Linked DNA regions of Homo sapiens: region 1 is linked to region 2. The links are chromatin loops, found by intact Hi-C in ENCODE. Cell type or tissue: OCI-LY7. All regions are shown on one strand. Links, peaks and the distances in the headings refer to the core of each region. The heading gives the core; the rest is flanking DNA. Region 1 holds the start of TIMM23 (translocase of inner mitochondrial membrane 23). Region 2 overlaps ZNF22 (zinc finger protein 22).

Region 1 (8,336 bases), core at 213-8,212, 960 kb after region 2:
GTGGCGGGCGCCTGTAGTCCCAGCTACTCGGGAGGCTGAGGCAGGAGAATGGCGTGAACCCGGGAGGTGGAGCTTGCAGTGAGCGGAGATCGCGCCACTGCACTCCAGCCTGGGCGACAGTGTGAGACTCCGTCTCAAAAACTAAAAAAAAAATCCTCAAATTACAAACCAGTAATATGCCAAAACATTCATTTTTTGAGTTGGTTTAGAAGTTAAAACATCTTTTTTCCATAAATGTAAGGATTAATGTTAAGATGCAATGACTAGGTTCCTATAACACACACGAAGCATGTACTCCCGTGATAAGTCTAAAGAACCTAAAGACCGCACACATCATTTCATGAAAAACCAGGAGTGTTCCAGTGATGGCAAAGAAGAAGAGAGCTCTCTCCCGTAGCCCTGACCCTGAGAATGTGTTCTCTCTCCAGTTTCAGGCTTCCTGAAGCCTGGGGAAGGGATGAAGGAGGAAAAGCAAGAGGTAAGGAACCAGTATCTTCTGCTAATAAAACATTGATCAGTCCTTCTTAGGGCCTCAGAGAAAGGACTGCTTACTGCTCTTTGCAATATCACTTCGTTAAGCCTTTATTTCCTCACCCAGAAAATGAAGCTAACAACACCTACTTCTAAGGGTTATGTGGATCAATTACAAAGCAAAAATTAGAGAAAATATTGTGTTCAGCCTCACAAAGCACTCAATATGTTATCTCTCGACATTTCCACCCAGTCTTTTTTTTTTCCACTGAGATCAATAATTCTCCAACTTTGACTTCACACCATTTACATTTACTCTCATCAGCAACATTATTCAGTACCCAGTATATTTTAATCAGCAAGTCATTCAATTAATAGCTATAGATACAGCCAAAAGGCACAAAATGCAATAAAATTCACCTGCATGTCAAAGGAACATTCCACTTTCACAAAAAGTCTATAGCAACACATCTGGATAAACCTGCGTCATCACAATGTGAATAACATGCTGAGTTCTGCCAATATGCAGGTTTGCAGATTTTTTTTTTCTTTTTTCAGAAGTGGGGTCTCGCTATGTTGCTCAGGCTGGACGGGAACTCCCGGGCTCAAGTGATCCTCTTGCCTTAGCCTCCCAAGTAGCTGGGACTACAGGTGCATGCCCAGCAAAATTAGCGATTTCAGTCAATACAAGAAATATGTCCAGGAAGATAAAGAATATAAAATTTAAAGATACTGAATAAATATCCATTTCGCTACCCCGCCTACTTGTCCTAAGATAATTATATATAAAAATTTAAATACCAAGTTCCTAAAGGAATCCCAAAAATTCAAACAATGGGCTTTTGATACAAATATAGTCTTTGAACATTCTGTTAATTGGTGTCCTGTGCCAGGTATACAGAAAACATTTAAACATGCGAAATACAGCCCCAAGTATTCATTTGGTACCTCTTCTGCAGAAATCTTAATTAAGATCCAACCAGTGAGGACTGACTGCCCTCACCCCTATTTGCAACTAACTCCTCCTCCTTTACATGCAAATAAGGTTAATGAAACCACAAACTATCCAGTCACAGAAGCTGAAGTACACCTGAACATATACCTGAAGTTCACCTTCAGTTCCCTCTCCCCTATACCAAGTTCTCTGAAATCTACATCCTAAATTTTAAATCCATCCCTTCCTCATACTCTTTAAACACATCGCTTACTAGACAACTGCCATTTGTTTCTTGCAACTAGTCTCCCTGTCTACAGCCTTGACTATCCAGTGTTCTACAAACTACAAATGACCAGTCATTTTTCAATGAAATAACACAGACAATATAAGAATGCATCACACATAGAAAGATTAAGTATTATTTCATGAAACATTTATTTCAGTTATAAATATGGCTTATTTGCCAGGTTACATATATTTCTTACTCTGTGTACTGGATAAAATTTATGCTGTGGGTTGCAGTTAGGAAAGTCCAAAAGCCACTTTTCTAAAATATTAACCAAATGGTATTCCCACGCTTAAAAGCTTTTTAGTGGTTTCTCCATTAACCACAGAATAAGGTTGAAATTCCTTAAAATGGAATTTGAGTTTCTTCATAAGCTCCTGTCTGCCACCCAGCCTCATCAGACACTCCTCTGTCATCTTATGCTCCAGTCTTACCAACTTTTGCATGTCTTATTCCCTCTGCGTGTATAATTCTTTCTCCTCTTGATTTATACAGCAAATCTTCCTCATCCTTCAAGGCCTAGTGCAAGTCTACTTGGTACTGTCCCTAAGTTCGAAGACATCTAAGTGTACACTCTTCACCAGAGAACTGCCCGAGCTCTGCCCAGCCTCTTACACTGTTAATGAATGCATCCTTTTTGAAATGCTCTCCTTTGTCTGACACAACACGAGCCAGGCTTTCCTCCCACCTCTACAGCCGCTTCTCTTCAGTCTACTCTTAAACTTTGGTGTTCCTAAGGCTTCTGCCCTAGGTCACCTTTACTTTCTCTACATGTTTATGTTATCTATGCCCATAGCATCCATTATAATGTTTATGCCATGAACTCCCCAATCTACTTCTCCAGCACAGAAATATTTCTTCTCAAGTATCCCATTCTTTCATGAATCCATCCCCTTCCCTATTGCCAGCATCCAGGCCTAAGCTACAATTATTTCCAACCTAGATTAACTCCTTAACTGAGTCTTGATGCTCCACTTGAGTTCCTTTTCAATCCATTCTTTATTTTCCACACACCAGCCACACAGACTTTTCAACAAATAAATAAGTCTAATCAAGTCACTCCCCTACTAAAAACCCTTGAGTAGCTTATCAATGCCCTTAGAGTTCAAAATCCTTAGCAATGTCTACATATCCAATTTGATCTGACTTTTCTGTACCACCCTGCAGCCTCATCTCTCACACTCTCTTGCGTTCACTCTATATATCAATTGCACTCCTGTTTTTGTTTTGTTTTGTTTTGTTTTGTTTGAGGCGGAGTTTCGCTCTTGTTGCCCAGGCTGGAGTGCAATGGTGCCCTCTCGGCTCACTGCAACCTCCGCCTCCCGGATGCCAGTGATTCTCCTGCCTCACCTGCCTCAGCCTCCGGAGTAGCTGGGATTACAGTTGCCCGCCACCACGCTAGGCTAATTTTTTGTGTTTTTAGCAGAGACGGGGTTTCACCATATTGGTAAGGCTGGTCTTGAGCTCCTGACCTCAGGTGATCCACCCGCCCCGGCCTTCCAAAGCGCAGGGATTACAGGCAAAACCACCGCGCCCGGCCTCCATTGCACTCCTGAAACACTTCTTACTTCCTCTTCATCTAACTCCTACTCATTCTACAGTCCTCAGAATAAGCATCTCATCTTCTGGAGGACTATTTTCGATTCCATAAATTCAGTTAGGTAAAACAATCTGTCTTTCATCTATCAGAACATCCATTACCTTTTATTATATTAACTTTTGCTATCGTCTATCTCTCCAGATAGATTTTAAGGTATGAAGGCAGAGGCCAAGTTTCTCTCATTCAACACTGTATACCAGGGACGGGTACAATGCCAGCTTAGACTAATAGCTCTGCACCCTGGGACCCAGAATCTGCACAAGTGAAGTTGTTTTCTTCCTATCTAGAGGCTGAAGCGCCCTACTGTTTTACATACACAATTAGATCTCCTTGACGACTAAGGCAATTTCTCAATCAAACCTGAAGAAGCAAACAGGTGGTGGAGTCTCCTGCCATTTTCCGCCCTGTGAGTGACTGCTCATCAGAGTTTCTCACATCAATCGCACTGGGAAAAATGCGGCCCCATTCACCCACTAGTGGCTTTGGTAGCTCAGCAAGTGGACCTCAGAGTGATGATGCACACAAGACCAGAAAGGAGTGACTGGAGTCCCTGAGACCAGAAGGTTCGGGCCGAGGCGAAGGACAAAGATTTTTATTTTCCCACGTACCAAGCGAGGTGGCGCTGCCTCTGTGCTGTCCCGCCTGCCCTGGGACGCAGGCTGGCGAGGACGGTGGGACCCTGAACTGCACGTGAGCGTCCTTGGGGTCGAGGACGCGCCTCTGCCTGCTCGGAAAGCTCCGGGCGTCCGAAGCAGCCGGCGAAGTTGTAGCGGCGCCCCAGCGGGGTCGCTTGGTGCAGGGTTCACAGCCGGGGCCCGCATTCATGCTGGGACCAGCAGCGCACTGTCCCCGGGCCGGCCCCGGGCGGAGAGCCTCATTTCACTAACCTGAGAGAGATGGACTGCGCGTCCTTCTCAGCGCCTGCCTGCACCATTCCCTCTCTGCCGCTGCCTGCTTCTGCAATTGCTGATCCGCCGGCCTCCCAAGTCAGGCCGTAAACACTCGCCTGCTTTCTCTCTTCCACTGGCACCCCACCTGCCTCAATGCGCCGCTTTGATTCGGGATTCGTTCACTTTCCCACCACCGGAAAGCTGCCGTCAGGCGCTTCCAGCTTCCGGGGCGCACATTGCCGCAAAGCGGAAGTGTGGCGCTTAACGGGAACCGGCGCCCGGAAGGTCAGCGTGTGAAGTAGGCGCTGGCAACGCGGGGTTACCCGCTGTTATTGAGGAGTAACGGCCCAGCGGACCACCCAGGCTTGAGGCAGCGGCGGGAACCACTCGGTTTGCTGCGATACCATGGAAGGAGGCGGGGGAAGCGGCAACAAAACCACAGGGGGATTGGCCGGCTTTTTCGGAGCCGGCGGAGCAGGTTACTCGCACGCGGATTTGGCTGGCGTCCCGCGTAAGTATGGGGCCTAGCTTGCGATTATTTCTGACTGGTTTTTGCGTCTACACTAAGTTGCGCGTCCCATGTTTTATGTTGTTGTTTTTTTTTTCCTTGCTGGCATTTACAAGCTTAAGTACCAGTGGTGGGGTTAGTGTATCTGCATGGCTGCTCTTTCAAGATAGAAAGGCCTAAAAAAGGGCCACGGATCTCCTGGGGAAGCTGTCCGTGATTGACCTGGACTCGCGAGATGATGCATGTTTTCTTAGGTTTATATCCAAGCCTCCTACGTTTTGTGTGTGGTGGGCCGTGTGATTGACCCTTGATTAAGAGTAGAGCCGAGCTTTGGGAGTAAATGTATTCCAAATAGCAAGCCCGTAGTTAACTTTTTAGTACACAGCGACATATTCTGAGCCTCCAAGTAGCCGTCAGGGCAGAATATTCAGTAATATTGTTTGTAAGTGAGAAATAAATGACTTGGGACAGGCTAGGAAACCTTCTTTAGGAGCTAGGAAGTAAGCTGAACTTTAAAGGTGATATATAGACATGAAGAAAGAAGCCAGGTAAGAATTATAGAAACGGAAATAGGCAACATCAAGGTATACAGAGGCATAAATATCTTGCCTTTGCCTCTCCTCGGTCTTGTGAAAATGTTTTCCAGAACTTTGGTACTTTGTAACTGTGGTTGTTCAACTAGATAAATACAACTTGGACCTAAAGATAGGCAGTTGGTCGTGGATAAAGCCTTTACGAAAGTACTTTCTTTTTAGAGAATCCTTGTAATATTTCTCTAGGTATTTTATACTAAGGAACAACAACAACGAAATATGTTCAGACTGTAGTGCAAAAAAATATAAAAGACCTTTCATTTCCCTGGTGTCACCTTTGTCAAAAAACTGAATCTACAACACATGGTGTTTTGTTTCGTTTTTTTGTTTGTTTGTTTTTAGAGTCAGGACCTCGTTCTGTCACCCATATTGGGGTGCGGTGGCATGATTATAGTTCACTGAAGCCTCGCACTCCTGAGCTCAAACAATCCTCCCCTCTAAGCCTCCTAAGTAGCTGGGACTCTAGGTACGTACCACCACGCCTGGCTAATTTTTTTTTTTTTTTGACTTATTGTGGAGATGGGGTCTCCCTGTGTTGTCCAAGCTGGTCTCAAACTCTCGAACTCAGGCCATCCTCCTGTCTCGGCCTCCCAAAATGCTGGGATTCCTAGGCCTGAGCTACTACTTTACCTGTTTAGAACACAGTTTCATATTAATCTTAGTATCTCTGAGTTTCAGAGCACAAAGGGCATATACACTTCCTTAATGTGACAATATTGTTAAATTAATTTGATTAAGATTTGAAGGTAAATTGGGGGACCAGGGAATGAACACCATTTACTGAGCTTTTACAGTGTGCTAGCTACTTTTCTGGGGGCAGGACTATAGTGGTTTTTGTGGGGGTTTTTTTTGTTTTTTTTTGAAAAGAGGACTCTTGCGCTCACAGAGCTTACATAATACTGAGGTAAACCAACAAACATAAATTAAAACATTGCCGTTAGTGATAAGTGCTGTAAAGGGAATAAAGCAGAGTCTTGAGATTGTGATGGAAGCAGGATGCCATTTTAGAGCCGGTTAGGGAAAACATCTCAAGGGAGTTGACATTTGAGCTGTGACCCAAATACAGTACAAATGCTTGGGAGGCAAGTATCCAGGAAAATAGCTAGTGCAAATGTCCTGAAACAAAACAAATTTGGCAGGTTTAAGGAACAGCTCTTAGGCCAGTCTGTCTTCGTAGTTACAAGGGAGTTGGATCCATTGAAGTTTGTGAAATCAGAGAGGTAGGGAATGACAGCTAATGTAGGATTTTGTAAGTTATGGTAAGGAGTTTCGATTTTCTTAAGACAAATCACTGTAGTTGCTATGTAGACAGTGAATTGAAGGGGTAAGAGAAAGCAAGGAGTTAGGAAATTGTTGCTGTGAGATATGATGGTTGGACTAGGATGGTAGCAATAGAGAAGATAAGTAACACAATTCAAAATAGATATTAAAAATAGAACAAGCAGGACTCCTAATTGATGAAAAGATAGAGGCATGGGTGATGCATAGGTTTGTAAATAACTGCTGAGATACAGAAGGATCCAAAGATGATAGGTTTTACTGTTTTCAATGTTAGTGAATTCAGGTCTGGCCCTCTCAAAGTTTGTGTTTTCTTTTGCACAGACCCACATACCTGTGGTAATGACCCAAGGATTCTCAACCTTGCCACAGTAAATCAATCGTTAATAGTAATATGTGAAGGAACTGCCTTGAAATAGTTAGATACAACATGTACACAGTCAGAAAACCCAACCCAACCACTGTTTTTCCCATGGAATTGATTAGTCTTTTTTCAGTCTTATTTTGTAATTTACATAGTCACCAAGCATTCTTGGAGTAAAGTGAAAGAAATTAGCTTTGTAAATGGCCTGGACTACACTTCCTGTAAGTTCAAAAATCAGATCTATGACACTGCAATTATCTTATTGGTGTAAAAGCCTGAGCCACCAGTGGAAGACCTGGTTTGGGATTGAGGGTCTCAGGATGAGTCAGCCCCCAAACTGACAGATAGGGAGGATAAAATGGGAAAAAATTTTCCGCCTTCAGTGAGCCTATAAAAATTGCAAACACATGTAACAGTCAGGAGCTGGATTAACTCTAACTGGATTAACTTAAAGAATTTTGTTGCAATGTGACATTTTGTTTTCTCTCTAGTAACTGGTATGAACCCTCTGTCTCCTTATTTAAATGTGGATCCACGATACCTCGTGCAGGTAAGATTAAGATTTTACTAGTTTGGTGCATTATTTTACCATTTTAAAAAAAACGCCAAGTGCTATGCTGACTTGAACTATGACATACACTTTTGGAGGCAGTAAGTCTCTGGTCTCCATTCACCCTTTTTTCCTCACAAACACCAGGAGCTTGGCCTGCATCTCTCTGAAACCAGTTAACTCCCTTCAAAAGCTTATTTTTTAAAACCAGAGCAGAATTAATTTTTGAAAGCACCCCAATAAAAGTATTGGGATGCCTAGTTACAAAGTGTGTGGGGTTTTTTGTTTGTTTGTTTGTTTGTTTTTGAGCCAGAGTTTTGCTTTTGTCCTCCAGGCTGGAGTGCAGTAGCGCGATCTCTGCTCACTGCAACCTCAGCCTCCCAAATTCAGGCCATCCTCCTGCCTCAGCCTCCCAAGTAGCTGGGACTACAGGCGCCCACCACCACGCCTGGCTAATTCTTGTGTTTTCAATAGAGACGGGGTTTCACCATGTTGGCCAGGCTCCCAAAGTGCTGGGATTACAGGCAAAGTGTGTTTTAAAGCTCAGTTTACAATATCAGGGTTTTTTTGACTAAGCATCAAAAGTTTCAAAGAGTATCTTTTTGAATCCAAGATATATTAGGAAATATATCTTGGGTATATTAGAAAAGCAAGGTTGATTTAACATCTGAAAATTAATGTATTGTGCCATATCAATTTATAATAAAGCAATCAAGGAAAGAATATAGTACAAAGACCACATGCTTATCTCAATAGATTCACAAAAATCATTTGACAACATCCAACACCCCCTTTAATGATTATAAAAACAAACTAGGCTGGGCGCAGTGATTCACACCTGTAATCCCAGCACTCTGGG
Region 2 (8,336 bases), core at 81-8,080:
GTTTCTTCACTTCCATGAGAATGGTGCCAAGTGTCAGACTCTAATGAGCCCTCAGCTCAGGTTTTAATTTCTATTGAATGCTAACATTCTTCTGATTTTTTGGTATCTTTTATAATCATATCGGTTTCTGCTGTATTAATGACAATTATTCATGAAAATAAAAAATGAAATATTTTGTATACTACTACCTTCTGTTTATTTTTCTTCTGGGGAATTGTTTTAATTATTTAGACAATAGATCTAAAGTCACAGCTTTTGGATGGATCACTTGTTTTGCCTGTTTCTGATTTCCTCAAACTTGAACTTTGCCTTCCTCCTGGCCTTGCATTTGAGTGCAGGGCCATAGAAGTTGGCCTTGTTATGGCCTTGTTGACAAGTGCCATTCAACAAGATATTCACAAGGTGTTTTGTAAACATGAGGTGATCACAGTTTTTTATGAAAGCAGTGATCTTTGGCCGCCCTATTATATCCAAGTCACTCCTTGGCAGGATTGTGGCTATGGGGCCCTTTTGAGGATCTATCAATGCTATTCACATTAGTTTTGTGTATGCAATAGCTTCTGGGTAGGACCAACACTTCTTTCTTACATTTCAGGAATTTGCCCATTTTGACAGCAAACAGGGCTGTGCACAGTAGTGATATTCAAAATAATTTAACGAGCAGTATGCCCTTCAGGACAGCAGAGAAATTGTCACAGACTAAGGTCTCCTATGCGCTTTGAGCATGGGGATGCATTACTCTCTTCACTGTGTTGGGGTATGTGGAGAGGAGCACAGATGAGGGATGTTTTTGGTTAATACAGCTCTGGACCAGTGGGAGATAGATGGAGCCAGCCTTGATCTAGAGATGTCCCAGGGTTTTCAGAGTGTAGTGACTATGGGATTTGGGGTTGTCTTCCTTGGGTAGAAGGTATGTTGTGTGTGGAAGGAGGAAAGAGGGATATTTGGTGAGCAAATACCCAAATACCCCACGTTTCCTGGCACCCTTACAGTGCTGTGAGAAACAACACTAGGTCTGCCCATTTGAGTTAGTGATGTTTTTAAAAGCTGTTGGGTGATTCTCTGTGCTCCTATTTCCCAGGCCAAAGTGGAGCTGACATTTAGGTAGTTCCTGAGTCTCTTGCCAACCTGCTTTAGGTATCCCATGAGTGAGAAATAAACTGTTGAGATAGGCCACAGATTTCAGTGTAGATTTGGTACCTGTCCTGATTGATGCACCCATCCTGCTTTTTTTGTGCATCTCTGGAGCCAATCATCAGTCTTAAAAGTTCTATCCTTTTAGTGGCCTGATGAGAAAAAACAGCTTTTTGAGTTCATATTGAGAAACACTGCCTCGCCTCCCCCACATTGTCTTTCTGTTTCTAGCCGATACTCTGTAATACTTCCATACTTCCATACTTCCTTTTTTTTTTTTTTTTTTTTTTTTTTTTTTGTCCTGGGACCCTTCTCTTTGTTCCTTACTGAGACTTAAAGGCAGCATTAAAGCTTGTTTGTGTGTTTTATTTGTATCCCATGACTCTCTGGCCTGGGTTGAAAGTCCCCACACACAGAGTTGCTAGAATGTCCTGTGATATCAGCCCTGGAAGTTGAAAATCTGTCCTGAGACTGATATGTGTCTTCAAACATGGGAGAAAGGGGTGACTGTCCCTCCACCATGCAGAGTCTGAGTGTGACAGGACCCATGAGAGGATGCTGAGTGGGTGCCAGGAGGACTCACCTCCAAGAGCAAGAGCCTGGTCCCTGTTGCACATTGATTTCAAACAGACCAACCAGCTTGGACAATTGAACTTCCCAATTGCAGTCATGATGAACTGAAGACCAGAGGACCTTCCTCCAATTTCCTGGTCCACATGAAGCGCTAGATTGTAATGTAACCCTAGATATGTTGAGGGGACTCCAAAGTAGGATTTCTCACCACACTGGTAAAATAGGGGGACTGCCTATTTTAGTCTCATTTAGGGATAAGTATAATGGCTGTTTCCTAAATTCAGAGTTCTGTAGTAAACTGATAACTAAGAGATTCTTTTCTGTCATTTTTCAAATAAAGCATTGTGACATCTGGTGAAAGAATTACTTTTTTCTTGTTTTATTGTTCAGAAGAGGTGCAAATTAATCCAGAACAGTTTGAAATGGATAAATTTTACTGCTGAGTGATGGAAAGAGACAAAAATGACAGAAACATAATTCATAGCTGCATTCCTTACAGTAAATCCAAGCACAAATAGCTCTATTGCTTAGAATCATTGCATTTAAATATAGAAAGAACAAATCTTTCATAGTCTTTTTATGGATGATAATTTTTTTCCTTTGATCCACATGGTTGGTAATGTATCAGAATAGATTGAGCAACTTAGTCCTACTAAGTAATGGCATTTTATAATTCTGGTGTTATAATATCTGACAGTATTTTATTTAGAACTTTTACGTCAATATACATCAACTGACATAGTTGTAAGTTTCTTTGTATGTTATCTTTGTCATAAATGTCGATTACGTCGTAGAGCATTTCAGGAACTGTGCCAAGTTCATAACACCAGGTTACTAATGTGTTATGCTACCTCCCAATTTGTCAAGAGACATCTCAGGCACAGATTTTTTGAATTCAGGAATTCAGGATGGGTATGCCAATTTAAATGAAGCTTCTGAGATGAGTAACCTTAAATCCCAGAGAGAACCTGGTTATATCTCTATGTTCAGGGCAATCTAAATGGGTCCCCTAGGATACAAGAAGCCTCTCTATTCAGTGGGATTAAAAGGCTAAATATCAGAATTTAAGCAGGTGAGTCAAAGAGGGGACAATATGATGATTCAGGGGCAAACAGTCATGAAGAGAAGTTCAGGTTCAGTGAGAAAACTGAGTCCATTCTGTGTATTCCACATAGTTTAATATAGCTAGTTAGACTTTCTGTTATGTCCATGTTTCTTCTTTGCCTGATAAGTTCACCACTTCAGTTTAACCCAGCATCTGTATTCCATTTTCTCTATTAGAATAATTGGTCTGGTTTCTCTTTTTGTGGCTAGACTTTGGCTGAAAGGACAATAATAAGAGAAATAAAACTACAAGGAGCTACTATTTCTTATGTATCAAAAGTGTAAAACCTACTCTGTTGGTAAGGCTGTGGAGAACCAGCCAAACTAAGGCTGATGGTGGGATACAAAATGTTACAACCCATACTGAGGAGGGATTTGGCAATATCTAGCAGAAGTATATATGCATTTACTCTCTGATCCAGAAATTATATTTCCAGAGTTTGTTTCCAAAGATACAGTACCAACAATATGAAACAACGTATACACATGGCTGCACATTTTTATAGAAAAAACTCATTTCCCACTAAGGCATCTGGCTCCAATGTAGTGTCATGTATTTGTTCAATAATAGGCTTTTTATGATGCTCTCATGACCTTTGCTTGTGCTGTAGTACCATACGTCATTTTCAGAAGTCAGCTTGCGTCGCTTTGTGCAGGACCCAGAGTGTAGTTTAGTAAGTGCTCTTGAGGAGATTAAGTGTCACTGCTGATGCAAACCAGCAAATTAAATTCCCAGGCTCAGTTGGAAATACTTCAGTCCAGTGAGGGCGCTGCATAAGTAGAGGAAATAGCCACATCAAAACTTCATTGTTAGAAGACACTTTTTCTATTTGACGTTACACAAAACTGTCACTAGATGGCAGCAAAGGAGAGATCATGGAAAACAGCGTGTCCTGTAGTTTCTCCACATTCAACTTGCACAGGTTGAGTGTCCCTTATCTGAAATGCTGGAGACCGGATGTGTGTCAGAATTCAGATTTTTAATTATTTTTTGGAATATTTGTATGTACATGATGAGGTATCTTGGGGATGGGACTCAAGTCTAAACATGAAGTTCATGTGTTTATTATATCCCTTGTATACATAGCCTGAAGGTAATATTTTTAATAATTCTGCACATGAAACAAAGTTTTGACTGTGACCTATCACATGAGGTCAGGTGAGGAATTTTCCACTTGTGGCGTCACATTGACATTCAAAAAGTTGGGTTTTTTTTTAATTTTATTTATTATTATTATACTTTAAGTTTTAGGGTACATGTGCACAATGTGCAGGTTAGTTACATATGTATACGTGTGCCATGCTGGTGCGCTGCACCCACTAACTCGTCATCTAGCATTAGGTATATCTCCCAATGCTATCCCTCCCCCTTCCCCCACCCCACAACAGTCCCCAGAGTGTGATGTTCCCCTTCCTGTGTCCATGTGTTCTCATTGTTTAATTCCCACCTATGAGTGAGAATATGCAGTGTTTGGTTTTTTGTTCTTGCGATAGTTTACTGAGAATGATGATTTCCAATTTCATCCATGTCTCTACAAAGGACATGAACTCATCATTTTTTATGGCTGCATAGTATTCCATGGTGTATATGTGCCACATTTTCTTAATCCAGTCTATCATTGTTGGACATTTGGGTTGGTTCCAAGTCTTTGCTATTATGAATAATGCCGCAGTAAACATACGTGTGCATGTGTCTTTATAGCAGCATGATTTATAGTCCTTTGGGTATATACCCAGTAATGGGATGGCTGGGTCAAATGGTATTTCTAGTTCTAGATCCCTGAGGAATCGCCACACTGACTTCCACAATGGTTGAACTAGTTTATAGTCCCACCAACAGTGTAAAAGAGTTCCTATTTCTCCATATCCTCTCCAGCACCTGTTGTTTCCTGACTTTTTAATGATTGCCATTCTAACTGGTGTGAGATGGTATCTCATTGTGGTTTTGATTTGCATTTCTCTGATGGCCAGTGATGGTGAGCATTTTTTCATGTGTTTTTTGGCTGCATAAATGTCTTCTTTTGAGAAGTGTCTGTTCATGTCCTTTGCCCACTTTTTGATGGGGTTGTTTGTTTTTTTCTTGTAAATTTGTTTGAGTTCATTGTAGATTCTGGATATTAGCCCTCTGTCAGATGAGTAGGTTGCAAAAATTTTCTCCCATTTTGTAGGTTGCCTGTTCACTCTGATGGTAGTTTCTTTTGCTGTGCAGAAGCTCTTTAGTTTAATTAGATCCCATTTGTCAATTTTGGCTTTTGTTGCCATTGCTTTTGGTGTTTTAGACATGAAGTCCTTGCCCATGCCTATGTCCTGAATGGTAATGCCTAGGTTTTCTTCTAGGGTTTTTATGGTTTTAGGTCTAACGTTTAAGTCTTTAATCCATCTTGAATTGATTTTTGTATAAGGTGTAAGGAAGGGATCCAGTTTCAGCTTTCTACATATGGCTAGCCAGTTTTCCCAGCACCATTTATTAAATAGGGAATCCTTTCCCCATTGCTGGTTTTTCTCAGGTTTGTCAAAGATCAGATAGTTGTAGATATGCAGCGTTATTTCTGAGGGCTCTGTTCTGTTCCATTGATCTATATCTCTGTTTTGGTACCAGTACCATGCTGTTTTGGTTACTGTAGCCTTGTAGTATAGTTTGAAGTCAGCTAGTGTGATGCCTCCAGCTTTGTTCTTTTGGCTTAGGATTGACTTGGCGATGCAGGCTCTTTTTTGGTTCCATATGAACTTTAAAGTAGTTTTTTCCAATTCTGTGAAGAAAGTCATTGGTAGCTTGATGGGGATGGCATTGAATCTATAAATTACCTTGGGCAGTATGGCCATTTTCATGATATTGATTCTTCCTACCCATGAGCATGGAATGTTCTTCCATTTGTTTGTATCCTCTTTTATTTCATTGAGCAGTGGTTTGTAGTTCTCCTTGAAGAGGTCCTTCACATCCCTTGTAAGTTGGATTCCTAGGTATTTTATTCTCTTTGAAGCAATTGTGAATGGGAGTTCACTCATGATTTGGCTCTCTGTTTGTCTGTTGTTGGTGTATAAGAATGCTTGTGATTTTTGTACATTGATTTTGTATCCTGAGACTTTGCTGAAGTTGCTTATCAGCTTAAGGAGATTTTGGGCTGAGACAATGGGGTTTTCTAGATATACAATCATGTCATCTGCAAACAGAGACAATTTGACTTCCTCTTTTCCTAATTGAATACCCTTTATTTCCTTCTCCTGCCTAATTGCCCTGGCCAGAACTTCCAACACTATGTTGAATAGGAGTGGTGAGAGAGGGCATCCCTGTCTTGTGCCAGTTTTCAAAGGGAATGCTTCCAGTTTTTGCCCATTCAGTATGATATTGGCTGTGGGTTTGTCATAGATAGCTCTTACTATTTTGAGATACGTCCCATCAATACCTAATTTATTAAGAGTTTTTAGCATGAAGCATTGTTGAATTTTGTCAAAGGCCTTTTCTGCATCTATTGAGATAATCATGTGGTTTTTGTCTTTGGTTCTGTTTATATGCTGAATTACATTTATTGATTTGGGTATATTGAACCAGCCTTGCATCCCAGTGATGAAGCCCACTTGATCATGGTGGATAAGCTTTTTGATGTGCTGCTGAATTCAGTGTGCCAGTATTTTATTGAGTATTTTTGCATCAATGTTCATCAAGGACATTGGTCTAAAATTCTCTTTTTTGCTTGTGTCTCTGCCCGACTTTGGTATCAGGATGATGCTGGCCTCATAAAATGAGTTAGGGAGGATTCCCTCTTTTTCTATTGATTGGAATAGTTTCAGAAGGAATGGTACCAGTTCCTCCTTGTACCTCTGGTAGAATTCGGCTGTGAATCCATCTGGTCCTGGACTCTTTTTGGTTGGTAAGCTATTGATTATTGCCACAATTTCAGAGCCTGTTATTGGTCTATTCAGAGACTCAACTTCTTTCTGGTTTAGTCTTGGGAGAGTGTATGTGTCGAGGAATGTATCCATTTCTTCTAGATTTTCTAGTTTATTTGCGTAGAGGTGTTTGTAGTATTCTCTGATGGTAGTTTGTATTTCTGTGGGATCGGTGGTGATATCCCCTTTGTCATTTTTTATTGCGTCTATTTGATTCTTCTTTTTTTCTTTATTAGTCTTGCTAGCAGTCTATCAATTTTGTTGATCCTTTCAAAAAACCAGCTCCTGGATTCATTAATTTTTTGAAGGGTTTTTTGTGTCTCTATGTCCTTCAGTTCTGCTCTGATTTTAGTTATTTCTTGCCTTCTGCTAGCTTTTGAATGTGTTTGCTCTTGCTTTTCTAGTTCTTTTAATTGTGATGTTAGGGTATCAATTTTGGATCTTTCCTGCTTTCTCTTGTGGGCATTTAGTGCTATAAATTTCCCTCCACACACTGCTTTGAATGCATCCCAGAGATTCTGGTATGTTGTGTCTTTGTTCTCGTTGGTTTCAAAGAACATCTTTATTTCTGCCTTCATTTCGTTATGTACCCAGTAGTCATTCAGGAGCAGGTTGTTCAGTGTCCATGTAGTTGAGCAGTTTTGAGTGAGATTCTTAATCCTGAGTTCTAGTTTGATTGCACTGTGGTCTGAGAGATAGTTCGTTATAATTTCTGTTCTTTTACATTTGCTGAGGAGAGCTTTACTTCCAACTATGTGGTCAATTTTGGAATAGGTGTGGTGTGGTGCTGAAAAAAATGTATATTCTGTTGATTTGGGACGGAGAGATCTGTAGATGTCTATTAGGTCCACTTGGTGCAGAGCTGAGTTCATTTCCTGGGTATCCTTGTTGACTTTCTGTCTCGTTGATCTGTCTAATGTTGACAGTGGGGTGTTAAAGTCTCCCATTATTAATGTGTGGGAGTCTAAGTCTCTTTGTAGGTCACTCAGGACTTGCTTTATGAATATGGGTGTTCCTGTATTGGGTGCATATATATTTAGGATAGTTAGCTCTTCTTGTTTAATTGACCCGTTTACCATTATGTAATGGTCTTCTTTGTCTCTTTTGATCTGTGTTGGTTTAAAGTCTGTTTTATCAGAGACTAGGATTGCAACCCCTGCCTTTTTTTGTTTTCCATTTGCTTGGTAGATCTGAATCCTTTTATTTTGAGCCTATGTGTGTCTCTGCACGTGAGATGTGTTTCCTGAATACAGCACACTGATGGATCTTGACTCGTTATCCAATTTGCCAGTCTGTGTCTTTTAATTGGAGCATTTAGTCCATTTACATTTAAAGTTAATATTGTTATGTGTGAATTTGATCCTGCCATTATGATGTTAGCTGGTTATTTTGCTCATTAGTTGATGCAGTTTCTTCCTAGTCTCGATGGTCTTTACATTTTGGCATGATTTTGCAGTGGCTGGTACCGGTTGTTCCTTTCCATGTTTAGCGCTTCCTTCAGGAGTTCTTTTAGGGCAGGCCTGGTGGTGACAAAATCTCTCAGCATTTTCTTGTCTGTAAAGTATTTTATTTCTCCTTCACTTATGAAGCTTAGTTTGGCTGTATATGAAATTCTGGATTGAAAATTCTTTTCTTTA

Evidence for each region. Hi-C counts contacts between places; a loop is a spot of excess contacts. Peaks named below come from ENCODE experiments on the same cell type or tissue, not always from the same donor. Only the 100,000 strongest peaks of a DNase experiment are listed, where the experiment ranks them.
Region 1: it touches region 2 in a loop (8-fold over the local background); 2 of 110 quality-filtered maps call a loop at or near these places.

The regions. Positions count from the first base shown.
Region 1 is chr10:45,968,036-45,976,371 of GRCh38, forward strand. It overlaps TIMM23 (translocase of inner mitochondrial membrane 23), which reads left to right and starts at 4,454. Exons shown (of 7, transcript NM_006327.4): 1 at 4,454-4,695; 2 at 7,419-7,477. The coding sequence starts at 4,590. It also overlaps the pseudogene PARGP1-AGAP4 and the pseudogene PARGP1. RefSeq lists enhancers at 3,938-4,628, 4,145-4,274. In OCI-LY7, for the core only: CTCF peaks have their summits at 3,865 and 4,097; DNase peaks (open chromatin) are centred at 3,936 and 4,446; H3K4me3 peaks cover 3,468 bases; H3K27ac peaks cover 1,426 bases.
Region 2 is chr10:45,005,143-45,013,478 of GRCh38, forward strand. ZNF22 (zinc finger protein 22) reads left to right here. Exons shown (of 2, transcript NM_006963.5): 2 at 1-184. Among named protein-coding and RNA genes, the nearest start is that of ZNF22, 8.4 kb to the left of the region's middle. In OCI-LY7, for the core only: CTCF peaks have their summits at 3,629 (motif pointing right) and 3,847; a DNase peak (open chromatin) is centred at 3,629.